Regions from separate parts of the Mus musculus genome. Here region 2 is linked to region 1. A link is a loop called in an ENCODE intact Hi-C map of the cell type or tissue named here. Cell type or tissue: left cerebral cortex. All regions are shown on one strand. Links, peaks and the distances in the headings refer to the core of each region. The heading gives the core; the rest is flanking DNA. Region 1 overlaps Anks1b (ankyrin repeat and sterile alpha motif domain containing 1B). Region 2 overlaps Anks1b (ankyrin repeat and sterile alpha motif domain containing 1B).

Region 1 (10,518 bases), core at 1,275-9,274:
CGTGTAGCCATTGATGAGAAAGGCTTTGGTGTAATCACCCAGCTCAATGGAATCCAGCCACTCGGCTACAGAGGTGGGATGGTAGCCATCATGGCCGATGGGCCTCATCTGTAATGAAGAATACCACATTAGGAATTATTTAGACTGGTTCCCTTCTGTTCCAATAACAGGAAGCATCTTGCCACTTGCAAATTAATCTGATATGAAGCCTCAGATATTTCTGGATGGAGAAGTAAGGAAGAAAAGAAAATGCTCCATGAACAATTCTAAGTCATCAGTAATTTTCACGCTGAATTAGTTTTCGAAAAACACACCCAGAAATTTCCAATTCAGCTGCTAAATTAGCTCTGTGTTTGAGAGGATGAGATATGTCAAACCCCCGTTAAAGATTTTATTGGTATTCTGTTGGAATGGGATTTCAAGGGATGTCGGTTGATTTACCAGGGTTCCATGCGCGGAAGGCTGGAGGGACGGCATGTTCAAAATAGAGATGGTAATTCTCATATGCGCAACATCAAAGTGTGTGAAAATACTGCATGACTTAAACGTTCCAAAGGGATTCATGCTTATGCAAGACATGTATTGTAGGTGGTGCACACACGCTGGAGAAACACAGCGCTGTGGTGAACAGTTAAAAAGAGGCCCTGAGTGTTTTAAGACCATGTGTTCTGCCTCAGCTCTACAGTATGTTAGACATGAATAGGGAACTTGCTGGCAGACAAGCTTCTATTTTTTGTCAGCTATATACAGATTTTTTTTTTTAATACTTCAGGGGAACAAAGAAGTGTGACAACAACATAATGTTTCTGAGTCTAAATTGGAATGTGAAAATAATTTAAGCAGGAAGAACTTCTGGGTTGAAAAATTTTATATAGAGTCCTCTAAGTCCTTTATTCTTTATTTGAAATCTGAGTTGAATTCATGGTTCTTGGCTTTGACGTGACTCACTTCTGAAACTTATGCTGCCTGCATGCTAAGGCAGGGTCTGGTACTGGGGTTCCTCAGGAGAGCCTGCCCCCTCATCAGCTGACGTCAGGCAACAGTGAGATGGCTGCTGGGAGTATCCCACAGGGCAAGGTGCAGAATGGGTTTTCCTCTTCCATCAAATTTAAGGAGATTAAATATTAATGGAAATCTATATGAGTCTGGTTTGTGAGCAGAGAAAGATTTGTTCAGGCACCCAGGATTCAGATATTTAGTCTCGGCATCATTAGCTTTCTGTCACACACAGAATCCTCCATTGAGATTCTCCTTGCCTTTCTCCCTTCCACTCCTTCCTGCTGTTCTGCTCCTCAATCTAACTTAAAAACACGCTCGAGTTTAAATGTCCACTATATCAAAGTTATAGTGTGACTCATTATTATTCAGTTGCCTCAGATGTTTGTAGTTTGCTTTTCTATTGATTGATTTCCCCCTTTTAGCTATTCACCCATGTGCACACATGTGGCCCTTGCTCAGTATTTATTATATGGAGTCAGAGTTTGCAAAAATGAAGTTTAGTGGCTTCTACAAGTAAATGAATGTTGTATATGAAACTAGAGACTAGAACCCCAAGTGGATGCTCAGACGTACTGAGTATTTTCTCACTTAGTCAGGGTTTCTATTCCTGCACAAAACATCATGACCAAGAAGCAAGTTTGGGGGAAAAGGGTTATTCAGCTTATACTTCCACTTTGCTGTTTATTACCAAAGGTAGCCAGGATAGGAACTCACACAGGATAGGAACTTGGAGGCAGGTGCTGATGTAGAGGCCATGGAGGGGTGTTACTTACTGCTTGCTTCCCCTGGCTTGCTCAGTTTGCTTCCTTATAGAACCTAAGACTACCAGCCTAGGGATGGCACCACCCACAATGGACTGGGCCCTCCCCCCCTTGATCACCAATTGAGAAAATGCCTTACAGCTGGATCTCATGGAGGCATTTCCCAAGGAAGTTTCCTTTCTCTGTGATAGCTCCAGTTTGTGTCAAGTTGACACACAGAACCACCTACTACAATTTCCTATTTGGTAGATTATAAACTACAGGGGTAGGGCACATGCTCATTGGCTTGGTAGCAAGTGGGTGAACTAATCTAAACACTTGCCCAAGACAAGGGAGACTTCTCTTATGGAATAACTGGAGAAAGAGAAGACAGAGGAACACTGGAGTTGAAATGAATAGCCTAGCAGAGACATCCTGTTGATAGTCCACCCAAGAAGGCAACAAACCCAGCAGTGGTTACTACTGACAGGCTTAAGGGAGTCTTGATAATTTTAAAGAACCAGTTGTTTTTTCCCAGAGAACTGTGTTAAGGTTCTTCAAAAGTTGTCCCCCAAGCGCTCACATACAGTTCCTTGGAAAGGCCAGTCATTGAGCACCTGTCCCACTTAGGTTACTTGATGGTCACTGCCAGACGAGTAACCAGGGTTACCCTCCAGACAACTGCAAAGTGAGCCTAATGGAGACCAAGGAAGTTCATCTCTTCTCCAGTACCTTTCTTTTTGCCCTGATATCGAACAATTGAGAATAAGAAAGGGGGAGTCTCTTGGAAGAAAATTGGATTGTGTGTGTGTGTAAGGGATGGATATAAAGCTAGAGGTTTAAAATGAATTAGAACTGAATTTTCAGTATTTTACCCAACGAGAACATTATTGGATAAATCTAAGTTCACACTAAGAAGTACCAAAGAGAATCAACTGAACTCGATTGAAGGCAGCGTCTGGGAAACGTAACACTAAAATCTCATGGACTGCTTGGTAATCTGGTTCCTCCTGTAACGCAAAACCTACCTTAAAGAGGCAAGGATGAAAGGGATTTTGGTGGGGTGACAGACGAGCTGGGTAGAATGGAAAGGAGAAGGTTCTCTGGAAAGGGGTTTGTGTGTGAATGTGCAGGGGTGTGTGTGTGTGTGTGTGTGTGTGTGTGTGTGTGTGTGTGCATGTTCAGGGGTGTGTGTGCATCTGGAGGGCAGCATCCATACAAGTTGCTTATTCTTCAAGTACTCAGCATTAATTCTGACAGATGCTATGCAAACAGCAAAGAACAAATCTCTTAGAATCCCTCCCTCATGGTAATTGTAAGTCTAAAAAAAATATATATATGTGCCCAGATGACCAAGAAATTATGGAGACTCTATATGCCTGAAGGGAGGAAGCCTACATAGCCCAATGAAGTTGCGAAATGAACTTGACACATCTTTAATGGTATGCAGAGTGGTTACTGTGCTGCACAAAAACTTCTTCCAAAGAAGGTGTCCCATCTGTTCCTTTATTTCTGCTTCTACTGTTACTACCCGGCTTAGCTTCTCATTGCCACTTATACAAATGAATGCAAAATCCTTCCGCTTTCCCCCTGCCCCCCACCTTTGGCTCAGTTTATTCTCAGTAATACCTTAGCAAGACTCAGAAATCTACCCCTGGGACAGATCATACAGTGATTCTGTTATTAGAAAAGGCTAAAGGTCCTAGTTCACCATCCAAAGCCAATCGAAACTAACCCAGTCTCTCACTACCCTGCTATACAACCTAGTGATGTGACTGAGCACACGCACGTGTCAACAGTCATTGAGTTACTAGCTACTCCCAAAACGTGAATTACACGAGGCACTGTTGATACTTGTGACAGATACAATTTTCTGTGCCTGCAATGTGCTTGGGTTATTTCTAGACTTATTTTTCAAGGACTGAAATCTTCATGAATTATAAAACATTATTTAAAGTAAAAATTTTAGGCCATCTCAGGTCTTACAGCTAGCATCAACGTAAGTAAAACAACACATTTATAACCTTCAGCTGAGAACATGGCTCTTAGCAGCGTTTCTCATGGTTCTTAGCTAGTGAGGAGATTTCACTCCTTTGCCCAAGTAGATTTCTGAGCTTAGGAACGAGTCATTATAACTCCTTAGAGCAACACGACCTATTGATTGTGTTTCCAAGATGGCTTTTAACTCAGTCTGTCTTCCAAAAGTGCACTTTGGAATCTGATAGACCCAGAAATGTTACTAATGTTTTGGGTCCATCTTTGGCAAGTTACAGAGCTGTTTGAGACTCACATCCCTCTTTTCTAAAATAAGTCCAGTAATATTGACACCCCTCCCAAGTATTGTGATATTTTGTGAAATAGTGTGTAAGTTGCCTAACATGACGATTTGGATCCCTAGCCATCTGATGACTCTTAAGCCCTCTTCCTGCTCCATTGCTTTAAATGGAACCCACCTACAGTTTGAAATTGCATATGTTTTTGCCCTTGGCTGCTTAGCTTTTCACTTCAAATTACAATTCTCTTGTCTTCTTTCCTCCCTTTTTCCCTTCTACTAACATCTTTGCTTCTCTCCCTTTGAGCTCACAGCTCTGTTTTTAGACATTTGTGTGACAAGGTAACCCAAGGATACAGAATTATTCTTCCAAGTTCTTTCCTCTCCTCCTGTATTGGAATTATGCTTCTGCACCCTATGCCAGGGGAACCACATTGAGTCTCGCTGTGGTTGGAGGTACTTTCCAGTTCCATTGATGCTGGCCTATGGTATGGGTGGTTAGCAGTCTCTCCACTCCTGTTTCACCCATTCTTTTGCGTTCTTCCTACCCTGTAGGTATACACGTCTATTCTTACATTAATTATTACTGTAAGACACATGCCTGCTGAGTACTTTTATAACTGCTGGTGCTAGGAGATAAATAAAGACTTACAAGTTAAATTCAACCCAAAGGTTGGAATTAAAATTGGAGCCCAGGAAGGTCTAATCAGTGTGAGGGAACTAGAGCTGACCTATAGATTCACGAGTTAGAAAAATAAGACATGGGCTGGTGAGATGGCTCAGCAGGTAAGAACAATGACTGCTCTTCCTGAGTTCAGATCCCAGCAACCACATGGTGGCTCACAACCACCCGTAATGAGATCTGATGCCCTCTTCTGGTGTGTCTGAAGACAGCTACAGTGTACTAATTTATAATAATAAATAAATCTTTGGGCCTGCAAAGGTCCAAAATACCCAACAACCACAAGAAGGCTCACAACCATCTGTACAGCTACAGCATACTCATATACATAAAAATAAAATAAATAACTCTTAAAAAAAAGAAAAGCAAGACATTTTTGTTATATTGTTGTCAACTACTGAATTTTTGATATATGGGGGAGGAGGGACTGCATAGAGTTACTGCTTATTTGAAAGCCTTTGGTGTTTATAAATTGCACCTGTGGAATCTAACTCCTACTCTTAAATTCATGAGTCTATTGGCAATTGGTTGGGGCAGGACTGAGGAAGATGAAGGAAGCTGACTAAGGCAGCAGCAGTATCCTTCTTAGCTTATTGCGCATCATCTTAACCCAGGCACGAGTTAAGTCGGTCTCTATTGCGCATGCTGATTGCACGAGGTTGTCTGTGGGGGGCACAGTCCTCTGCGTAGCTAGCACCTCTGTACTTCTGTGTCCCCTGGTTTCTTTAGCAGGAACTCCATTTCTTCCTGCTCTCCCAAGACTTCTCTAATCCCGCCTCCCTTTCAAGGGAGCACCAATGGCATATTAACTTCACCGGATTCCCTGCCTCTGGTGAAGAAATAAGGTCTTAGGAACTTTTGCGGTCTCTAAGGCCTCCATCGGAACTCCTCACACATGGCAGGCACTTGCTAATTGGATGATTGGATTATTTAAGCCACACATGGAAGACAAATGACGAGAACAAAGGACTATCTCATTTATTGTCGTTGGTACGCATTTGTGGGGGTCTTACATTTTGTATTCTGTGCCATAAGAATTAAGGGTTTCTCTTCATGATCTAACACTGGTAACATTTTAAACTTTCATGTATCAAGACCCAATTCTAGATAGTAGGCTGTACTATAAAATGCTATTTTAATTAATTCTATCTTCTTGATTCTGCTGCGGGACCCTGGGCAAGCCACACTGCCCTCTCTAGCTTTAGTGTTGTATCTACAGAGTCAAGGGGTTGGACCAATGACTTCAAAGCTCTGTTTTACAGAAGCTCCCAAAATTTATGATTCCATGACTTGTAAATTACTTCTAAGTTAGTGTCTGATATACTTACCCAGTTTAAAAACAAAACTCCAAAACAAATAAGCCCAATTACAAAACGACACAAAGGAGAGTAAAACCGAGGAGAAACGCTGACTACAGGTCAGACAGCACCCATGTTTCTTTGCTGGCTCTTTGGCAACCCCTTCAGGTAGTAGCGTAACTGCTGCTCAAATTAGCGATGGTTAAGCGCTTTTTTCTAGCAGGAACATCTGGTGAGACCCAGTTAGGAAGCAACAGCCCCAGGGTCTGCCAGGCCAGCAGTACTGTGGAGCATGCGCATGAGTCGGGCACAGTCTGATGCGAGAAGCAGAGTCGTGGGCGGACAGCAGGCATTCCTAACTCTGGTTCACAGCAAGGCAGGATTTGACTCGCTGAATTCCAAAATTTGGGGAAAACCTTAGCTGGGACCAAAAATGGAAATAGCAGCCAAACTTTAGTCTTCACTAAATTCAGATATGCTAAAGCATTTACCACACACCTTCCTGGTTGCTGCGTTCTGCCTGCATGTCCTTCGAAAGTTGCTTGGAATATGTCTAGCCTCAGATTGTACTGTACCCATCAGAGAGACAGGTTGAGCATAGGGACAAAAGGGCTCTGTGGACTCCTGACCTTCCGGGGTTCAGCTCTGAAACATTCTTGGCTCTAAGGTTGCCTGCTCCACTTCAGCCAGCAACTCACATTTTAAATGTTTTGTGTAGGTATGAAAAGGAAGAAATGCCTTACTGACTTTGAAAAGAAATGTTTAAAACCAGTGAAGCAGATGACTTAAGGGTTTAAATGGCCTCTATAGCCCTTTTTTCCTTTTCAATCTCTCTTTGTTTGAAATTCTCAGGTCTGGTACCTATTAATGTATTTATATATATTTGCAGTAACATGAGCGATACAAGCATATCCTTGAACACGGTCAGGCATTCAGGGAAATGATATGAGTGGAATTTAGCACAGTTCTTTCCTCATAGGGCCATTTAAACAATTGTAGTCACGTTATGACAAGTAAAGGCTGAAGTCAGGTATGAGTGAGATTGCACAGGATGACCTTGTATCTAGTCTCTCTTCTTATCTGCTTCTCAGGAGCTTGGTCAGCATAGACAAGGGACAGAGGAGAAGATGGAAGGTAATAAAAACTGATAACAAACTACGAATAGTGGTGGGCTATCTGCAATCTCAGGAACTGGGAGATAGAGGCAGGAGGATCAAGGCTGGCCTCAGCACATAGTACATTAGAGGTCAGAATGGTCTACATGGAACACTATCTCAAAAAACAACACCAACCCCAGAATGCTCCCCTAAGCAACAACAACAACAACCCCCAGAAAAATCAACTAACCAACTAATAACAGACAAAGGGAAATGAAGGATGGTATATATCATATTTGTGGTTAAAGGAATATAAAAGCAGTTTGCAGCAAGTTACTAAAATGGAACTATGATACTAGCATGGAAAATAGATCAAGGGATAAGGAACATCCTAACACCAATAATGGATCAGGTAGATGCTGCTGTCAGGAAGTGTCACACAATTAGAGACAGATGTTCCTCTATCTAAAGGGTGGGCTTACGATTGCTCAATTAGACCACAAGACACATCAGCTTTTGGGGGCTGATATTATGAGATAGGTTTATACCTAACAGGAGCCTAATGAAAATTTGTCACGTAACCCTCTTTGCTCTGGAGGTTTTAGTCCTTTTTAAAATCTTTCCATGTTCTGGAATGTCAATGCCCACAGGATAGTGCTGACCACATGGGAAAAACAGTGCATCGGAGTCCTCACTGTGTTGGAATCTCATGGCAGCCTGCTGACTTGTGAGTCTCCTTGAGTTGGGTTGGAGGGACTCTCTGAGGTACTGAACTTCCCACAAGCACTATGGTGATGCTAACACTGCCAGTCCCTGGGTCACCTAGAGTAGACATGATTTAGAGGATGGCAGAGGGACAGAGCGAAGGTCTTGATTCCTTCTAGAATTGCAGAATAAAGAGCCAATTTATAAACCCAGACTGTTCATTTCAGAACTGTTATGTGCTAGAGACCAATGTTGTGTTCTCCAAACTGTTGTATTTTGAAGCTCTTTGTTTTTGGTAGCATAGCTTTTATTTGCATATAAGTATAAGTGGAAATAAGGTAGTCATAGGAACATTCATACGGAATTAGTACCTGCATTTGGCAGCATGCTGCACTGCCTTTTGCTCTGTGTATTCATAAGTGTTCACATTTATTGACATCAAAAAAATTTTCTCTTTCCCTTAACTGCATCTGTGGGCATCTTTCTGTCAAACCCACCATCATCCAGTTGCCATAGTTATATAGAGATGAGAATGGGAATCTGTAGGAGAATGTCTCAAGTTTCTAATTTAGACATTTGGCTTTGTGGTAGCTTTAATAGCCACGGGAAAAAACCACCATACAGCAGAATGATATGGATAATTCTGTGGCACAAGAAACATACATACTGTAGACCAGCACCTGAAATTTGGGGAAGAATTCCAGGGAGTCACATGACCTTGGCATCATGAGCAGTACAGATGGGAGTCTTGGCTGCCACAGTTACTAACAATGTGACCTTGAGTAAACTTCTCATCCTTGCCAAGTGCCCACCATCTGATTATTAAGGTGAGAGATGAAAAGAATGGCTGAGAATTGTCATGTATAGCCACAGAGACAACGCAAGGAGAGCTTAATGCAATACTCACCGCACACAGGAGTGCCATAGATTTTATCATGGAGAGCTGGTGGCCTGTGTGAGTGAGACTGCACGGGGATGCCGAAGGGTGTGAAGAGGTGTGAGCTAAGCATGAACCACTTCCACTGGATGTGGGAGAGATAAGGACCATACTGAGGAGGCAAAGCAAAGATGGTCCTGACAGGAAGAGATGTGGGGAAAGTTTTAAGGAAGGATGTTGCAGAGCTAGTGAGAAAAAACGAAGTGGAGGAGAGGGCAGGGAGATCTGGCATATAGGTCATGAGGGATCTCATGGAAAAAAGCACAGAATCCTGGCTGCACCTGGGTGGGGAGGGAGTTAGCTCTGAGCAGGCAGAATATACAGAGACGAAGGATTTAGGAAACAAGAGAAACATGAACGGAAAGCAGGAAGAATAAGAACTCAGTGTTAAGGGTAGTCAGTGTCTGTAGGGGGTGGTTCTGATGTTTTGATCAGGAATCTGCAGGTGCACACTGAAGGTCCTGTTTTTCAATTGGTTCTTGATCAATCAATAAAGATGCTAGTGGCCAATGAGCTAAGAGGAATAGGCGGGACTTCCAGTTTTCCTGCAGGTAAGGGAGGAGAGAGAGAGAGATATTTTGCCACACTTCGGAGGGAGAAAGAGCCATCAGCCATGTGAGATCTCAGGCAAAGTGGCTATTGGCTTCTTCCCTGACTGGGCATGGGATGGTAGCACGAGGGCAGATTTAGAGAGCTAAATTTAGGACTAAAGGTAACTGAGCAACTACAGTTGAGGGCAGTTTTAGGGTGCTGAGCTGGGAGTGAAAAGAAGGGCATGATAGTTGAGGAAGACTTAGAAGAGCCTGGCCATTGAGCTAAAGCATATCAAAACTATGCTAATGTGTGTGTGTGTTTCATCTGTGGATGTGAGGGAACCTGAGCAGGGCTTGTAGTGCAGTCCACCTGTAGCTCCAAGCATCCTTTAGGAATGAACCTGAGCATGCCCTGGAAGGGAGGGGGGGGGGAGACTTGCTTGGTGGTTAAGTTTATTTACATTTATTTATTGTGTGTGGTGTGTGGTGTGTGTGGTGTGTGTGTGTGTATGTGTGGTGTGTGTGTGTGTGTGTGTGTGTGTGTGTGTGTGTTATGCATGGATGCCAAGTATGCATGTGGAGGTCAGAGTTCAATTTTGTGGAATGTTTTTTCCTTCCACCATGTAGGACTCATGGATCAAGCTCAGGCTGTTGTCAAGCTTGGTAGTAGAACCTTTACCTGCTGAGTCGTCTTGCTGGCCTGCTTGGTAACTTTGATTGCCTTTCTTGAAAATTAAGGAGTCAAGGACAGTTGGAGCTAACTCTGACATGGATAATCTTTCTGTGAAAGCAGTATACATATATGGAAGCTATGTGGATTAGACTTGGGGTAGACTCTTATATGGGCAAGGGTTCTCATATGTGTGGTATGCCACTGTCCAGGTAAAAACATAGAAACCTATGACTTAATAGACCATCTGTGTCTAGAGCACTGGTGTGCCAAGCTCAGCTGCTAAACTTGTCTGTGCTGTTGTGATGAACTGGAGTCTCTCTTTTGCTATCTGGGTATGTCTGAGTTCCCTCACTGCTTGACAGGGCTGTGTTCTCCTCTGTTCTGGTTCCTTGTTCTAGCCTCTTGGGACTCTGTACTGTTGCTACCCAAGACTCAGAATGTTAGTGGCCCAGAAAAATAAACTAGGACAGACAGTGCAGGCAGACAGCGTGTTGCCAAGTGTAAAGGCAGATCTGTGAGGGAGGGTGAGGATCAAATTTTACCCGTTCAGTGAATCCCGGGCTTGGAGATCAATGTATTTCT
Region 2 (10,518 bases), core at 1,337-9,336, 370 kb after region 1:
GTAGAGATTACTTTTTATTTTTTTGAAACAAGGTTTTACTGTGTAGTTCATGCTGGTCTGAAATTCACTAGGCTATCCATGACCTCAGATCCTTCTGCCTCTCAAGTACTGGGATTAAAGGTGTGTACCACCCATGCCTGATAAAAGTTTTGGATTTTGTTTAATTTTCGCTAAAAGATAATTATAGCATTTTTTCCTTTGTCCCTCCAACCCTCCCATAATCTCTGTTAAGCCCCCTGAAATCTATCTCCTATTTTTGAATAATTATTGTTGTAACACACCATATGTGTGTGTGTGTGTTTGTATCTGTATGCAATGTGCTGCTTTCACATCTTGTTGCTTGCATGTAAATCATTTCAGGGTGGATCACTTGGTGCTGGATAACTGACTAGGGGTCTAATCCCTGGGGAAGACTAATTCTTCCTCTCGTTTGGTGGGGAATCCTTACCCAGTATCTCTCAAGAATCTGTTTTTCATTCAGGAATGACTAAGAAAATTTAAATTAGATGGTTTATATCATGATTAAAAATAACGAATATTTAATAATGTATTTTAATAACATATGTTGAACAGCATCTTAGATATGTGCATAAGAACAAATGGTTTTAATGTAAGTGCTGGAATTGTGTTAAGTACATAGCCATACCAAAGCCCTTGGATAGAGACTGAGAAGCAGTGAGCACAAGTGTGGCACCCACCATTGGAATCCGGGTTTGGTGTTTCTTGCTTCGACCAAGTAGACTGAGGTGGGATGCTTGAAAACATTTTCTTACTCTGCAGACTGAGGTATTATAACGTAACCTGTGCCTAAACAACGCTACATGTGTACATTAGGTTGTCAAAAAGATGACTCACACAGTCTCCTGAGGAGATTTTAATCACTGAATAGGACTGGATGAAATAGCTGTTATAGTAAAAGAAAGCAAAGGAGCTCCCTAGAAGGTAGCCAGTTTCAACCCATTAGAACCCCAGTATGTTTCAACTTCAGCCTACAACTTCCCTGGGAATCAATGATGTTTAAATGAAATCATTTATACAAAAGCCTTCTACAAACTACACTGGGATATGGAGTTGAAATGCTATTGAGAATGAGACTGTCATAAAATAATCTAAAGCAAGTTATAAGAAAGAATGCTATTTATTAAAGCAATTGTTGCTTGCATAGTCATAGATATGACTGCACTGCAGCCTGGCTTCTGGGTCTATTCGTGTTCTGTGTCTCAGCAATGCAGAAAGGCATTGATTGGATCCTAAGTACCCCCTCTCTTGGATTTTATGAAGCCCATTCAGAAAGAGCCAGGTTGAGAACACCACCAATTCCATGTTCTAGGTCCATCTGTTGGCAAAAATATAATGCAAACAGCTTTATAAGTGCTATTTTCAATGAAATATCACAGAACAGCTTGTCCCAATGATATTTCTAAAGCTTGCCTGCAAACCGCCTACTGGGAAATCCGACAGAAAGAGAAGGGGGATGAGGGGGGAAAACATTCAGGCAAGTGACAGGAATGGGAAAAAGAACAAAAGGTAAAGGCAGATTACCAAGACCGTGAACCCCGGAGGACAATACAGAGACTGGGTAGTGTGGTACCCAACACAGGGGTGGGGCAATGGAGAGCAACTGCATCAGCTCACTGGGGTTGGGGATAGAAAAACCAGCACAAACAGTGTGCCCACAGAAAGCTTCAGAACACAGTAGCAGATCAACAACCACAGCCTCATAAATGCTCAGAGGAAAATGTGAAACAGCCATTTTTCCAGGCTTCATTGAATCCCTCTCATAATATAAAAGTTCATTTTCCAAGAGCTAATAGAGAGTGCAGTGTCTATTATGAACTTCATAGGAAGCAAACAGCCTATTTGGAATCTCTTTCTCTTAATGTAAAAAAATCTATTCTATATTACATAATAGCCCCAGCATTGAAGTACAGTGTTTTACACGTATTAGTTCAGAACCAAGCAACCAAGCGTTACAGAGCAGGCAATGTCCTCCTGGGTACTTACTTACCTGAGGTCGGATAACTTTTACGATATTTTTTAGGGCAGTATCTGGGGATGGAGGTGAGCAGTCAGGTGTTGGGCCTGTAGAGCTGTTTCTATGGTGACTAGTTCCTGGAGCAGTAATTGCTACCTCAGAGGCATTATCTGTGAACAAAAATAGAACTGCCATGAACTTAATCAGTCAGTTTACCCCTCAAGACTTGAAATTATTTTCATGAACATGAGATGATATTTCAACTTAAAGCTGATATCAATTATAATATCATAATTAAGACTATGCTCAGTGGTGTATTTTTTATTTAAAAATACTGATTGTTCTGTTTTCCTTCAAGATGGTGAATATTAATGCTTGTAGTGTAATTCCTGAATGAATGAGCAATATTCAGTTTATTATAATGACATCATCCTCCACAGCCCCTAATACCACCATCATCACTATATGAAAGGCCATCTCCTTATTTGAAAATTAATAGTTTTGAAATGATGAAACTGGCCAACAAGTTCCAATCTTTCTATTGAAAGCCCATTTTTATTATGTAGGAATTTCATATCTACTTGATTCCTAAAATCCAAACTCAAGCCCCTAAGATAACTTTGCCCAGATAGCCCTAGATCACAGAACTTTTAATTAAAAATCAAACCTGACATTTGTATAGGACATAAACAAACACTATTATCCCTAGAAGGCAATCATATAAACCACTATGTTCAAAATTAAAATGAATGAAATTTCAGGATCTAAATGAACTTCCCTTCTGTTTTCTGCTTTGGGGGGGGGGAGGGGGAGAGGAGAATAAAAACTTTTAAAAGAATAACTTGGAATTCTACATTTCCCTTTTTAATGTAAACCCAAATAAAATAATATCCAAGGAACAGTTTAGAAATATGTGAAACTCTTTGAAATGGATAGAAAATAATATAATATTGGTTAGCACAACAGGAAGTTTATCTGCTTAATAATAAACCACAATCTTTCATAGCTTTGAATGAAAATCACTGCAAATGTGAATCCTCAAGATGTTCACTTCTGTTATGCTTTCAGTTCTGTCCCAATAATTTTATGTCCCATACATATAAACTGATACAACTTAGACTAAGACTGTATTTACTATAGATAAACATGTTTCTCTGTTCTATGATCATTGCTTACAATCCCAAGTAAAAAGAAATAATTTATGAAGGCACTTTGTTCATAAAAAGAAAGGATATTAATCCCCCCTAAAACTGTGTCCATCAGATAAAATTATATTTCAGAGCCTTAGGAGGTGGTTTAGTCAGTAAAGTGCTTGCTGCTTTTGCATGAGGATTGATCTCAGATCCCTAACATCTGTGTAACAGCTGGGGTAATGGCATGCATCTGTAATCCCTGCCCTGGGGGGAAAAAGGGGTTCCTGCAGATCACTCACCAACCAGCTTAGCCAAATAAAAGAGATTCAGGTTCAGTAAGAGACCATGTTTCAAAAGGAAAGAGGAAAGTGATTAAGGAGGAAACTGGAAGAGAATCTCTGGTCTTAACATGCATGTATGTGTGCATATGAGCATATATCACTAGCACACATCTGTATAAGCACACGCACAACAATATCTCTCTCTGTCTCTCCCTCTCTGTCTCTGTCTCTCTGTCTCTCTGTCTCTCTCTCTCTCTCTCTCTCTCTCTCACACACACACACACACTATAGTCTCACTGGGGAATAATGAGACAAAAAATTCAAATGAGGCACCTTTAGATAAAATGGTCATTCATTAAAAAAAAAAAACAAAAAACAAAAAAAAAAAACACACAAAAAACCTTGAATTTTCCAGGGTACATTTCTTTTCTTCTCTTCTCTTTTATTTATTTACATTCCAGTAGCTGCCCCCTCTCAGTCCCCCTTTCCATAGTTCCTCATCCCAGTCCCCCTCCCCATCACCTCTGAGAGGGTGCTTCCCCCCATACCTCCCCCTTCCCTGGGGCCTCAAGTCTCTTGAGGTTTAAGCACATCTTCTCCCACTGACCAGGAAGACCTCTGCTATATTTGTGCAGGGACCTCGGACCTCTGTATGATCCAGAGCACATTTCTTAAATTTAATAGATGCTGTGAACTTACTGGCATCCCAGGATAAGTGGAGCAATATTCTGAGTAGATAAACATTGAAATCAAAAAATCATTATTTAGCAGGATAAAAGCAAGTTGTTTGATTCTCTCCTTTCAGCTTTCATTCTTACCATTCATTCAACCATACTTAAAAAAAATGGGTCAGGGACACCTATGTGTCAAGCATCATGCTATATCATAAAGATAGACATAAAAGAGTCTTGCCAGGGTCTGTGAAAAGAATGGGCAAATAGGCAAAACACAGAGGACTTTTAGAGCAGAGAAAGTATATCCTGTAGGCATAATGTGGGTGGATACATCTCATTATACATCCATCCACATCAAAGATGTGCAGCTCCAAAGGTGAGCCCTACACTAAACTGTAAACTCTGCAATGCAGGCTCATCTCTTACTGCAAATGCTCCATTCCAGTGAGGGATGCTGAGAGTGGGTGAGACACACACACAGGGGAACTATGGGAGTTTCCTGTATTACAGTGAGGGATGCTGAGAGTAGGTGAGACACACACACAGGGGAACTATGGGAGTTTCCTGTATTACAGTGAGGGATGCTGAGAGTGGGTGACACACACACAGGGGAACTATGGGAGTTTCCTGTATTACAGTGAGGGATGCTGAGAGTGGGTGAGACACACATACAGGGGAACTATGGGAGTTTCCTGTATTCCAGTGAGGGATGCTGAGAGTGGGTGTGAGACACACACACAGGGGAACTAGTTTCCTGTGGATCTATCCAGTGTAGTCTAAAACATCAGTTTTGCCAATAGATAATTTTTCATTTCAAAAATAGTTCTGTGATATATTGAATATGTATAGAGAAAGAAAGAAATTAAAGATGACTAAGGTCCTAGCCTGAAGTCCTAAGAGTATATAGCTGGTATCCATAGCCATGAGCAAGGCTGTTCAAACATTCTCTCCTTTCTTTATTGCTTCCAATACTGCTTCTGCCCTTTTTCTGGTGCCTTTTAGACTCCAATGAAATTATATTAGCTAGAATGCTTAGCATTATCATTATTAGTATTACTAATTCATTTTCCATGTGCTATTGTTCATGCTGTCTCTGTATTGCACTCAGAATAGCTTCTTATATTTATTTTCCAGATAATTTTTTCTTTCTTCAGCTGTACCTAGAGCTCTGACAAACTACTAATTTCAACTATACTTTTAAATTCTAAGTCTCGTAGTTATTTATTACTAAACATCCAATATTAGGGATATTACTAAATATCTCTAATATTGTTAATATTGTTCTGCTCCCCACATCTTTTAAGGTTGGTCTTTATTTACTTGAAAGTGGCAAGTATACATTGCTTTAGTGTATGTGTTTAGGTAGAGTTTTTAACTATTTTAATTTGGCATGTAATAACTGTACACATTTATAAGGTACACAGTGATATTTCAGTATCCCTGGACAATGGGCACGGACTGGATAATTAGCTCATGAGTCATCGCAGACACTCATCACTTCTTCACATGGAGGAAAGTGAACAGATGCCTGGGGATGGATGAACAGGACAAAGAACATGTTTTAAAAAGTCCATGTCTGCCACACGAAGACCTACAGAGTCGACTAACCTGGGCCCATGGGGGCTCACAGAAATTGAACCCAACCAAAGATCATGTAGGGGCTGGACCTAGGCCCCCTGCACATTTGTAGCAGATGTGGTCTTCAGTGCTGTCTCTGACTCAAGGTGGCCTGCTATCGGATTTCCTTCCCCTAGCTGGACTGCCTGGTTGGGCCTCAGCCTTAGAGGATGTACCTAGCCCTGCTGTGACTGGATGCCTTACAGTGGGGTGGTACCCAAGGAGGGGCTTCCCCTTCTCTGAGAAGAAGGGAAGGGAGCAATGGGGAGACAGATTTGTAAGGGCAGGGTGTTGAGAGGATACAGGGGTGCAATCAGAATGTAAAGTGAATTTAAAAAAATAAATCATGGAAAAAAGTCTGTGTCTGATAGTGACAGTACTAGAGCCTGTAGTGATCTTCTGTGGCTTTGGTTCTCAGCACCACTTAACTTTCACTGTTCATGCCTACAGCCATTTTATGTTTTCACTCAGGTTGTTGAAGCAAAAACCTATAGCATTAAATGTAATTCATTCTCTTTCTTCCAGCACACATTAGTTCAAAACAGCATCTAAATTTGCATTCAAGCTCTGATGCTGAAATCTGTGAAGAGCATGCCTGTGTGCCAGACGGTTTAGCAAACCTTTCTGCTGACTGTGTTCTTTATGAGAGAGAGAGAGAGAGAGAGAGAGAGGGAGAGAGAGAGAGAGAGAGAGGTGTTAAAGATTATCTTCTGTAGTCTATGTATATAGATAAAATGAAAGACAACTAACCTATCTGAAGTTAGGTCTATAAAAGTTTAATAAACGTTTCTTTTTCTGCTATCAAACTAAATATCATAGTTAAAGTGTAAAAGATGAAACAAATTCCATAGAAAAAGTACGAAAATAAGTAGAAATGTTTATACATCACATATCTGCAGAAATGGTCATGAGTACTTGGAGTAGATTTGAGATAATATCTTTTATTTATTAACACAGATTAGTATAGATAAGATTTGGTTCCAGAAATGAGAGATAGTCTCTTGAGGCCTTGTTTTGTCAGGGTTTTCCAGAGAAAATGAGCCAGAAATGTCTAAACATGCAAAGAGTGCCCCGTCAGGAACTGGATCAGAAGATCACAGAGCCAGAGAGGTCTCAAGATCTGTAGTTGTTAACTAGAAACTCAGAGGAGCCAGCATGCAGGTCTACTTTGAGTCCTGAGCACAGAAAACCAAGAAAGCTATAGGCTAAGTTCTACTACAAAGGCTAATATATTTCAAATCTGCATAGGGCCAAGATTTCAGCCTAACTCTCGAATCCAGCAAACACAAATTCTCACGCTCAACCCAACAGTCGGGAGCCCCCATTGTTCAGCCTGTTTGCTCTGTTTATTTCGTCCATCGACTGGATGAGTTCCACACATGAGGAAAGACAAATAAATCCCTTTGTTCAGTCTACCATTCACATGTTGAGGGCATCTACAAACGACCTCACAGACAAAACCAGAAAAACATTTTGCCAAGTGTGAGCATTCTATGGGCAGTTAAGTTGGCATAAATTTAACCATCATAGAAACTACTCAATACCTCACTCATTGTTTGAAAGGAGTGACTCCATACTGAAACATAACTCCATACAAAGCATAAACCTAAAGATCCTTCACTGCTTCTTAAATAGTTTAATATAAAATACAAAACACTGAGTAATCATGGATTGAACTACTTAGAAACCACAAGTATATGTGAGAATCTTCATTTTCTGAATCTGTGAGCTGTCCCTTTTGATTTTATACTGCATTGATTTTTGCATCGTTTATCATGTAGACACACTTTCTCTTATCTTCTGTGTGAATCCTTTAAGAAAATTCTTTAAGGAATACTAAGTGAGACAAGATGGGCAAAGCAAAATCTATGCCCCATGGATGTTCTAAACAACTCAGAGATGCTCTGCCTTCTCTAATTCTCTGTTTACTCTTTCCAGAAAAAAAGCAACCAAGTATAGGGTATTCTAGAGAAGCGGTTCTCAACCTTCTTAATGCTGCCACCTTTAATATAGTTCCTCATGCTATGGTGACCTCCCCCAACCATATAGTTATTTTTGCTGCTACTTCATTATGGTAATTTTGCTACTGTTATGAATTATAATTATAATGTAAATAACTAGTATAGAGGGATATCTGATATAGGACCACCAAAGAGATCTCAGCCCACAGGCTGAGAACCATTAATTACTCTAGCCTATATATAAAACCTTGGGAAATTAATTTTATCTTAAAAGAACCTTGATACATTATTTATTCAGTTATCTGGTGGATGTTGCAATATTAAGCCCATGTCCAAGACAGTTTTCTATGTTCTACCTGCAGTTGGTAGTAAAAATTAAATAAGGTGGGAAAAGTTTGCCTAAGGAAACTGCCAAGTATACCTAGAATTTCAGGTAGAAATGAGACTCTATTCAGATTAAATTACTACATAATATGTAATTTGGTATAACTGTCATTCTCCTCCACACTGGGAAGCTTAGAAATAGTGGAAATTTATTTGATATTTAACAAGAAAAATATCTGATTAATAGAAAATAGTCCCTGTGCAGTTTTCTGGCCTTGCATCTGTTACACCATTCTCTGGCGTGTATTGAATGACAGTTCAAGGACACAAAGGATGACACTAGATGCTAAACACCTGACAAGTGAGATTGAGGTTTCTTCCAGTTGGGGATTTTGGGAAGGATAGCAAGAGGTAGAAGTTTATCTGAAAGACAAATATTGCAAAGTGTAACGTCTATGTGGAAGATAAAATGTTGATCGTCTAGAAGTAGCGTGGGGTTAGTGGTTATCAGAGGTTTTGCTGGATGAGGGAAGGGAGCAGGTGATGAATCAATACAAAGTGTAGCTGGTATCACCTAAGCTGACAGTCATTTATTGTATCCTTCAGAAAGCTAGTGCAGAGAAATCTGCACGTCCCCAACAGAAGGAAATGGCATGTGTTTGAAAGGACAGTCAATTACCCTCTTCGATCATTATGCACTATATGTATTGAAATATTATATTGTTACCCAATAATATGCACAGTTACTATATTAATAATTTTTCAAATGTTCTATGATGTATCTGTAAACTTTATGCAGAAAGAAATGACAGGGAAGGTCATTCTAAGACACAGAAGAAGAGCAAAAGAAAAAAATAGAAGGGAAATGGGAATATTTGCAGAATTCAGGAAAGTTATTTTTAGAAGAAGTACTAAGAACAGGGGAGACTGTATAAAGAATTCTGGATTAGACAAATCTATGCTGATATCCTGCTATATTTAATCTGTTTCCTCATATATGAAATGATGCTTTTATTGTAGTGTTATAAGGATAAGTGAGACATGTATGTATAAAATTCATTGCATAGTACATAGTAGGTCCTCAATAAAAATTATCTAGGAAAACAAACAGTGGATCCATAGTTAGTTATAGTTATATAACTAAATAACCATATGTAGTTATTTAGTCATATAGTCATCTTCCACCTGAACTGCTGCCAAGAATGGCAGATACTTCACTTGAACCAGAAGAATGATGAAACGCACAGGAAAAAGAGAGAGATAGAGAAAGGAGGAAGGGAGGGGAGGGAAGGGACGGGGGAAGGGAGAGAGAGAGGGAGGAAGAGAGGGGGGAAGGGAGTGAGTTATACACTATTTACCCTTGACTTAAGTATTTGAAGTGGAAATGATTGCCATCAGTGTTATTTGGTATAGATGCCTATATTCATAATGAATATGAATATTCTTCCCACATAATTAAAAGCCAAGCTTGATCTTCAGGCTGTGTATGTATACACACACACACATACATACATACATACATACATACATACATACATCACTTCTGGAAAAAAGTTATTAAAAACCACTAGATTCTCTCTGAGATGTGTCTTCTTGGGTTCTCCACCTCTCTGATTGCTTGTGCTGAGGAAATAGGGATATAGCCATACATGAAGAACTGTATCAAACATCAATGTAGGATAGTGAAGCTCTGAAGCTATCAGTTCAATCATCCACCAAGAGCTAAAATGTGTGCAGTACAATACAAATCAGCTTGGAAACAAATCCACCAGCCCTCTGTCAAGTCTTGAAATGACTATAGTTCTATCCCATAGACTGACTGTGTCCTCAGGAGAGACCCTCAGCCAGAGGCATAAAAGTTAATCCTCCCTCATTTCCTGATCCAGGGAGATAAAGATGCTTGCTGCTTTTACCCACAATTTCTAGGATAATTTGCTATGCAACAACAGATCACTAGTATGTTAGATGTTTGCCTAACATCTACAGCATAGTCAACATGTTTGCTACAGAGGCTGGAGGGCTGAGAGGATTTTTTTTTAAATCCTTTCTTTCAGAAATGGGTTTTTATGCAATGGATAGTATAGAGAAACAAATATTAACTTATAAAATTATGTTATTTGTGCTTCGTATTGGAGTTCAGATGAGTGAGTAAGGGGTCGGGAGTGGGGAATTAGTAGTAAAGCATCCAAAGCAAGGAAAAGAGAATGTGCACATGGTCAGAACCATAAAAGCATACTGTCCTTTAGGGAGCTACACATTTCTTAGTCTTGTTGGAACCCAGAACGTATGTGTGAAAGCAAATGGAAATGATGTTGGCAGGGTAAGTATTCAGATGAAGAGAGAAAGGTGTATGCAAAACAAAATTAGCTGTTGAAGAATTGGTCAGCCACATTGCATGTCTAAACACTGGTTTCCCCCAGCCTTTGATCAAATGATGCTTGAATCTATATAAAGGACAGAATAAAAGGCCATAATTACTTTAAATTCTTCTACCTGGAGAGAGTCCTACTCATGCACTATGGGATAATATAATTGACAAGCAACTTGAATATT

The links. A loop is a pair of places that touch in the nucleus more often than their neighbours do. Peaks named below come from ENCODE experiments on the same cell type or tissue, not always from the same donor. Only the 100,000 strongest peaks of a DNase experiment are listed, where the experiment ranks them.
Region 2: a loop joins it to region 1, with 2.5 times the contacts of the local background. A loop is called at or near these places in 2 of 42 quality-filtered maps.

What each region holds. Positions count from the first base shown.
Region 1 is chr10:90,670,357-90,680,874 of GRCm38, reverse strand. Anks1b (ankyrin repeat and sterile alpha motif domain containing 1B) reads right to left here. Exons shown (of 27, transcript NM_001359241.1): 17 at 1-108. Among named protein-coding and RNA genes, the nearest start is that of Apaf1, 410 kb to the left of the region's middle. In left cerebral cortex, for the core only: a CTCF peak has its summit at 4,884 (motif pointing left); DNase peaks (open chromatin) are centred at 3,253, 4,287, 6,333 and 8,457; H3K27ac peaks cover 7,073 bases.
Region 2 is chr10:90,299,196-90,309,713 of GRCm38, reverse strand. It overlaps Anks1b (ankyrin repeat and sterile alpha motif domain containing 1B), which reads right to left. Exons shown (of 27, transcript NM_001359241.1): 11 at 2,009-2,145. Among named protein-coding and RNA genes, the nearest start is that of Anks1b, 430 kb to the right of the region's middle. In left cerebral cortex, for the core only: no CTCF peak of the experiment used is centred there; DNase peaks (open chromatin) are centred at 1,963, 4,553, 5,639, 6,208 and 1 more place; H3K27ac peaks cover 1,533 bases.